Linked DNA regions of Homo sapiens: region 2 is linked to region 1. Evidence: chromatin loops called from intact Hi-C (ENCODE). Cell type or tissue: endothelial cell of umbilical vein. All regions are shown on one strand. Each heading gives the region's core, and the rest is flanking DNA. Links, peaks and the distances in the headings are about the cores only.

Region 1 (2,921 bases), core at 128-2,627:
CTGGAAAGATTTCATAAAGCCAAACCCTGTGAGGATTTAAAGAAATAGGACAGACACGGTAATGTGGCAGGTTTAGCAATTACTGCATTCTCTGAGTAACTATCCGAGGCAGTATGTCATAGACCTGCTGGCTTCTGACGCAGTCTCTGCACCTCATACTAGCTGTAAGACTTTGGGCATTTTATTTATCATCTCAGTGTATCTATTTCCTCTTCTGTAAACTGGTGTTGATATTACCAAAGCCTATGTCATTTCATGAAGATTAAGGGTCAGAAAATATTTTCTGAAAAGGGCTTATAATTTTGGCTTTATAGGTCATACAGTCTCTCTGCAACTACTCAGCTCTGCCATTGCAGCACGAAGGCAGCCATAGACATTAGGTAAATGAACGGATGTGGCTGTGTTCCAATAAAACTTTATTTACATAAACAGGTAGTAGCCCAAATTTGGCCCACAGGATATAATTTGCCAATGCCTGTACTAATACATGCCTCGTGGCTGGCACAGTGGGTTGCTATATTTGTTGTCATTGTTATGAAGCCTAAAAAGTAGCCCATCTCCCTAAGATGTGTGCATTTACCCTTCTCTCTCAGCTCCACCCTTGGCCTCTTTCAAACGGACCAGCCTCCAGCACGTAGCACAAAGCTACAATAGCTGCAGGTCTTAGGACAGGAGAAAACATCAGGTTTCCCCCGTTCATGAATGTGCTCTCCCCTTCCAGTCAACACAGTCACGGAGCAAGGAGAAAAGAAAACCGGGGCCAGAGTGCAGGGCCAGAAGTACACATCTCCCAGTGGTGCATCACTTTATAGGAGCAAACACCACAGACACTAAAGCCATCAGGGAAAACTGTGAATTAAACCATGAGTGGTAAGGAGCTGCCAAAATCCCAGAGATGTAATAAATCATTACTGTCAACTGCTCAGCACGAGTAATAAAAAATCAATCCACTAAGCTAGAAATGAATTTGAAAATTGTGATTTAAACAATAGTAATGTGTGAGCAAAATAAACAGAGAAGCAGTTGTGCTATTTCATCTTTCAAATAAGGACAGAGGAGAGTGATACCAGGGGTTTGTTTTCTTTTACATCAACGGAGCAGTAATCAGTGAGGAATGGCTGTGTGAGTCAGCAGTTAGAAACAAAACTGAATGTGATGGTGTACTCTTTCCTGAGGATATTAAACCCATTATTTTTGTTTTGCAGGTCACATTTCAAAGGCCAGATCTTTCCCAGGGCTTAAGCTGTTCCTTGGATACTTTTGGTAAGTCATTTATCCACTAATCATTTAGTAATCGTCTCTGACATGCCAAACACCCTGCTCAGGGCTGGAAATGCAGAACCTGGGAAGCCACTGGCCTTGTCCTCAAGATCTCTCTCTGGCTCCCTTTGAATTTGCTAATTCAGACTTTCACATTTCCCCCAGGAAAAATCATAAGGACCAAATCATATCCGTTTTCTCAAATGGCTTCAAAGACCCATGTCATCGTTTGGCATCATGTAATTCTTTACTGATGTACTTTAAGAGTCACGTTTTATTCTCTTTATGCAGCTGTCAAGGACAGACACAAAGAGTGGGGGTGTCTTCCTCACTAAATACTTTCCCACAACACTCCAGAGTAGATTCATCATTTAAATAAACACTAACAGCTATCTGACCTGTTTTAAATGTATGGAAAGACTTGTGAGGAGAGGGAAAGAAAGGGACCGTAATAACTGGTAGGAATTTATCACAGTTCCTGTCTGCAAACACATACAAAAGTCAGGTAGGGAGAGCCAAATGCCTGGATGCTATTCAAGGTCTTACTCAGGAGCAAATCTGTGGTAGGCACAATAATGTACCCCTCCAAGGATGTCCATGTCTTAATCCCCTGAAGCTGTGAACATGTAACCTTACATTACAAAAGGGACTTCGCAAGTGTGATTAAGTTAAGCATCTTGAACTGGAAACATTACCCTGGATTATCTGCTTGGGCCAATGTAATCACAAGGGTCCTTATAAAGGAAAGAAGGAGGCAGAAGAGTCAGAGAGAGATTTGAAGATGCTATGCTGCTGGCTTTGATGACAGAGGAAGGAAGTCGTGGGGCAAGGAATGAAGGAGGCTTCTAGAAGTTAGAAAAGGCAAGGAAACAGATTCTCCTCAAAAGCCTCCAAAAAGGAACACAGCCCTATGGCCTCCAGAACTGGAAGATAATAAATAACATAAGACTATCATAATGGTTTGTTGGGGGTTTGAGAATATTTTATTGGCACAGCATGTTTTTCACATCAGATTATTTGTTGAACTAATGACTGGAAAACACAGGAAAATACAAAATAGTACATGGGGATCTACAGAAAATGTTCTCTAAGAGATAGGAACAATTTGATGTTTGTGGGTACATGTGTGCATGAATGAAACTATATTCTAGCCCATGAGATCTTCAAGACTCTTAGAAACACACTGACCAATAACTTTTAAATAAATTTATCTTGACAATCAAATGGCAAAATTTTTACAGAATATATTGTACAAATGTATAAGTACAGAATATATTGTATTTACGTATTCCTAATTTTAATATACAGTCCCTTTTATATATCCATTTAAAAGACCCTTATAGGTGATCAAATTAGTGTTCCAAAATAGGGATATTTTAGAATAAAATGTATTAGTTATGCTTAAGCAATCAAGGTCACAGTGGGGTGTGACCATAGAACAGAATTCCAGCTTTGATAATTCTGAGATCTCAGAATTTTAGTGGTATGTCTAATTCTAACCCTTCATATGCTCCTTCCTACCACCAAGGCACTGCTCTAAGTGCTTTACAAATATGAACTTAGTTAATCCTCACAGCAACCCCTTGAGGTGTTTGCTTTCATTATCTCCGTTATACAAACTAAGAAACTGAGGCACACAGAGGCTAAGTAACCTGCCCAAG
Region 2 (2,921 bases), core at 334-2,833, 75 kb after region 1:
TAGAAATACTTTTCCCCAAAACAAATCAATAATTTTACTGGGTTTTTTTAAAATAAAAATAATGTTAATAAACAACCACTCTGTACCAAGAATCGTGACCCAAATGAATGTAGTACCTTAATCATAGCATTTCTACCTATTTCTTTAAAACACGTTTTTAATTCTCTCAGGGAAAATCAAAAGGCCCAAAGGTTTAAGATGATTATTCAAATTCAGTGGTAATATTTTAAATTTTACAAGGATTTAAATATTTGACCATAAAGGAAATTTCATATTTTAAAATGTACTACTTTAAATTAAAATATATATCTGTGTTTAAAACCATTGAATAAGATTCCAGTAATGGATATATTTAAATTTAGTTGACAGTCAAAATATTGTTTACAACCCTGGATTATTTTCTTTTGAGCGCTGACCTATTAAATCATGCATTATAAATCCAAGTTGTTCAGGGATATTTTCATGGTAAGCAAGTGACCAAATAGTATCAATATAGCTGTTTGACTGAATCAGTTAAAAATCTACAAGTTTTAAGTGATTTTTAAGTGGTCCTCTTAGCTTCTATCTTTACCACCTTGTCAGAATGTATCCTTGGTCTCAAGGGGAACGCAGTTGCAACTGTGTGGATAGATCAGCACAAATTCTGCAATAGTACTGAGAAAATATCCTAACATTGATAATGAGTGTAAGGAAAACAGTTTAAATCTTGCTTTAAAATATCGTTTAAATGTCAGCGAAGTGTTTTTGCTCTGTGTGACTCATACAGGGTCTGTAAAAAAAACTGCTTCTGAATAACTCTATTATTGAGGTTATAAATTTTTGTGTTGGTAACCTCTTGCTAGAACTACCAAGAAAAGTATTACCCGTTAGTGAAGCTATATCCAGCTCTGCTTCTTCCACCCCAACAGGTAAATCAAGATGAAAGGGATTGAGGTGGGTGAGCTAAAAGAAATAAAGTCATTTATTCTTTTAGAAGAGAAAGAGAGAAGGGTGTGGGAAGGAATGAGAAAATTACTCTATCCATCTAAAACACCTTGTGTGAGATACTTTTCCTCCTCTTCTTATTTTTCTGCCTAGTAGAAAAATAAGCAAGAAAGAAGAAAGACAGAGGAGGAAGAAGGAGGGGGAGGAAAGGTGCGAGAGGGAGGGAGAAAGAAGAGGGAGGAGAGGTGGGAGGAGAGGGAGAGGGAGAAGTGGATGCAAGGAAAGGAAATGAGGAGGAGATGCTGTGTCATTCTCTCCCCTCCCCATCCCGCACAGGACTCCTCCTCTGGCAGCTGATGGAGGCAGAAACTGAGAGAGAAGCTGCAGTCTTGTTGTGAATGAAGAAGCTATGAGCACTTTAAATCAAAGCAAAGTCACAGAACAGTAAAGCCAGGATGAACTCAGGGAGTTCAGCACCAAGGCAAGCAGATGAGAAAAAGGAGCCAAAGGTTTCCTTCTCTAAAGATGTAAAAGTTAAGAGAGAGGAAGACCAGGCATTACCATAGTTATCAAATGGGGAACAAAGGGAGCCTTTTAACTTAGGCTGGTTTACCTTACAAGTTGCAAATTAAATAGCCTTTTTAAATGTTGTGTCTGTTGTATACCACAAGCTTAATAAAGAGACACACATTTGATAATTATCGTGTAACAAATATACAGTTATTCATCTTTGGAAGAAAATTTAGGTGGAAAATACTATCCAAGCTTCAGGAAAACTGTTGGCCCAGTCACACGGAAACATGACTAAGAGATTTGGCACTTAGTTGGCATTACAACAAATACTTGCTGAAAGAACCAATACAGAAATGAATGGATGCATGCACGGAGGCATAAATGAATGGATGCATGCAAGTAAGCTGGCTACAGAATCCTGAAAATTGCAGGAAAAGTATGTTACGATTGAAAAAGCAAACTCTGGAAAAGACGAAACCTAAGTTAGAAACTCACAGAAAAATGCCTCCTCCTCCTCCTCCTCCTCCTCCTCCTCCTCCTCCTCCCTCCTCTCCTCCTCCCTCCTCCTCCTCCTCTGGTGGTCAAGAGCATCACTGAGCTTTTAATGACAGAGTATATGCGTATTTACGTTAAGCTAAGCACATGGACTTGACAGCTTAATTTACAGTGTTTTCTTCTCACCACTTTGTGTCTTCAGAAATCTGCTCCACAAGAGCTAAATGCCCAAATGTAGGCATTGTGGCATTTCCCATGTTGAATGACAATGAACAACCTCTGTTGCATAGTATGACAGGCATTTCCTCCCAAGAAAGCTTTCCAGAATGTAAAACTTGCATCCATTTGTGTTGCCTGTGACTGACTGATTTGCCCTCCATTAAACACGCTTTGCAGTTAATCCTCTCAAAAGTGTGTTCATAAGCCAACTGAAGAGCTCTGTGCCTTAAGGGTTTTGGTCAATGACCATGTTTTAATGACCATCAGATTACCAGGAAGTGGAGTTCTTCTACCTACAATTTCCCTTCTGACAGGGACAGCTTTAAATATGCAGGCACTGAGAGATGGGCTAGGGAACCAAGCCAAAAGGGGAGAGTGTGAATTATCAGCAAATCAGAGCCTTGGAAACTAACTGGCAAGCCTGTTTCATTGGTAGAAATATCCCTTAGTAGAGACCATCTGTGTCACATTCCATGTTGAGTCTTTTACCAGTTCTTTTAGGTTAGAAAATATAGCAAAGCAGGAACTTACCACACGAAGCACATGTCCTCGGGCGTAATTTAATGGCTCAATATAAAAGTACTCAAAATATTGGATATGAATCAGGGGAACAAGTGAGGTTGGTCTTACCATACCCTTCCAACTTGACTTAGCACTTCCCTCACTACACATGTCCCCACCACTACGAAATATCTGGCCTCATCTTTATCTCCTATGGGGTTATTTTTATAATTTTTATATATAGTTTGTCAAACTATCAAAGATCTTGA

What was found. Peaks named below come from ENCODE experiments on the same cell type or tissue, not always from the same donor. Only the 100,000 strongest peaks of a DNase experiment are listed, where the experiment ranks them.
Region 2: it touches region 1 in a loop (3-fold over the local background); 2 of 110 quality-filtered maps call a loop at or near these places.

What each region holds. Positions count from the first base shown.
Region 1 is chrX:22,388,005-22,390,925 of GRCh38, reverse strand. PTCHD1-AS (PTCHD1 and PHEX antisense RNA) reads left to right here. Exons shown (of 12, transcript NR_073010.2): 5 at 1,206-1,263. Among named protein-coding and RNA genes, the nearest start is that of CBLL2, 120 kb to the right of the region's middle. In endothelial cell of umbilical vein, for the core only: no CTCF peak of the experiment used is centred there; a DNase peak (open chromatin) is centred at 1,185; H3K27ac peaks cover 2,182 bases.
Region 2 is chrX:22,313,239-22,316,159 of GRCh38, reverse strand. The region is part of intron 5 of PTCHD1-AS (PTCHD1 and PHEX antisense RNA); the gene reads left to right. Among named protein-coding and RNA genes, the nearest start is that of CBLL2, 42 kb to the right of the region's middle. In endothelial cell of umbilical vein, for the core only: no CTCF peak of the experiment used is centred there; DNase peaks (open chromatin) are centred at 1,719 and 2,239; H3K27ac peaks cover 2,232 bases.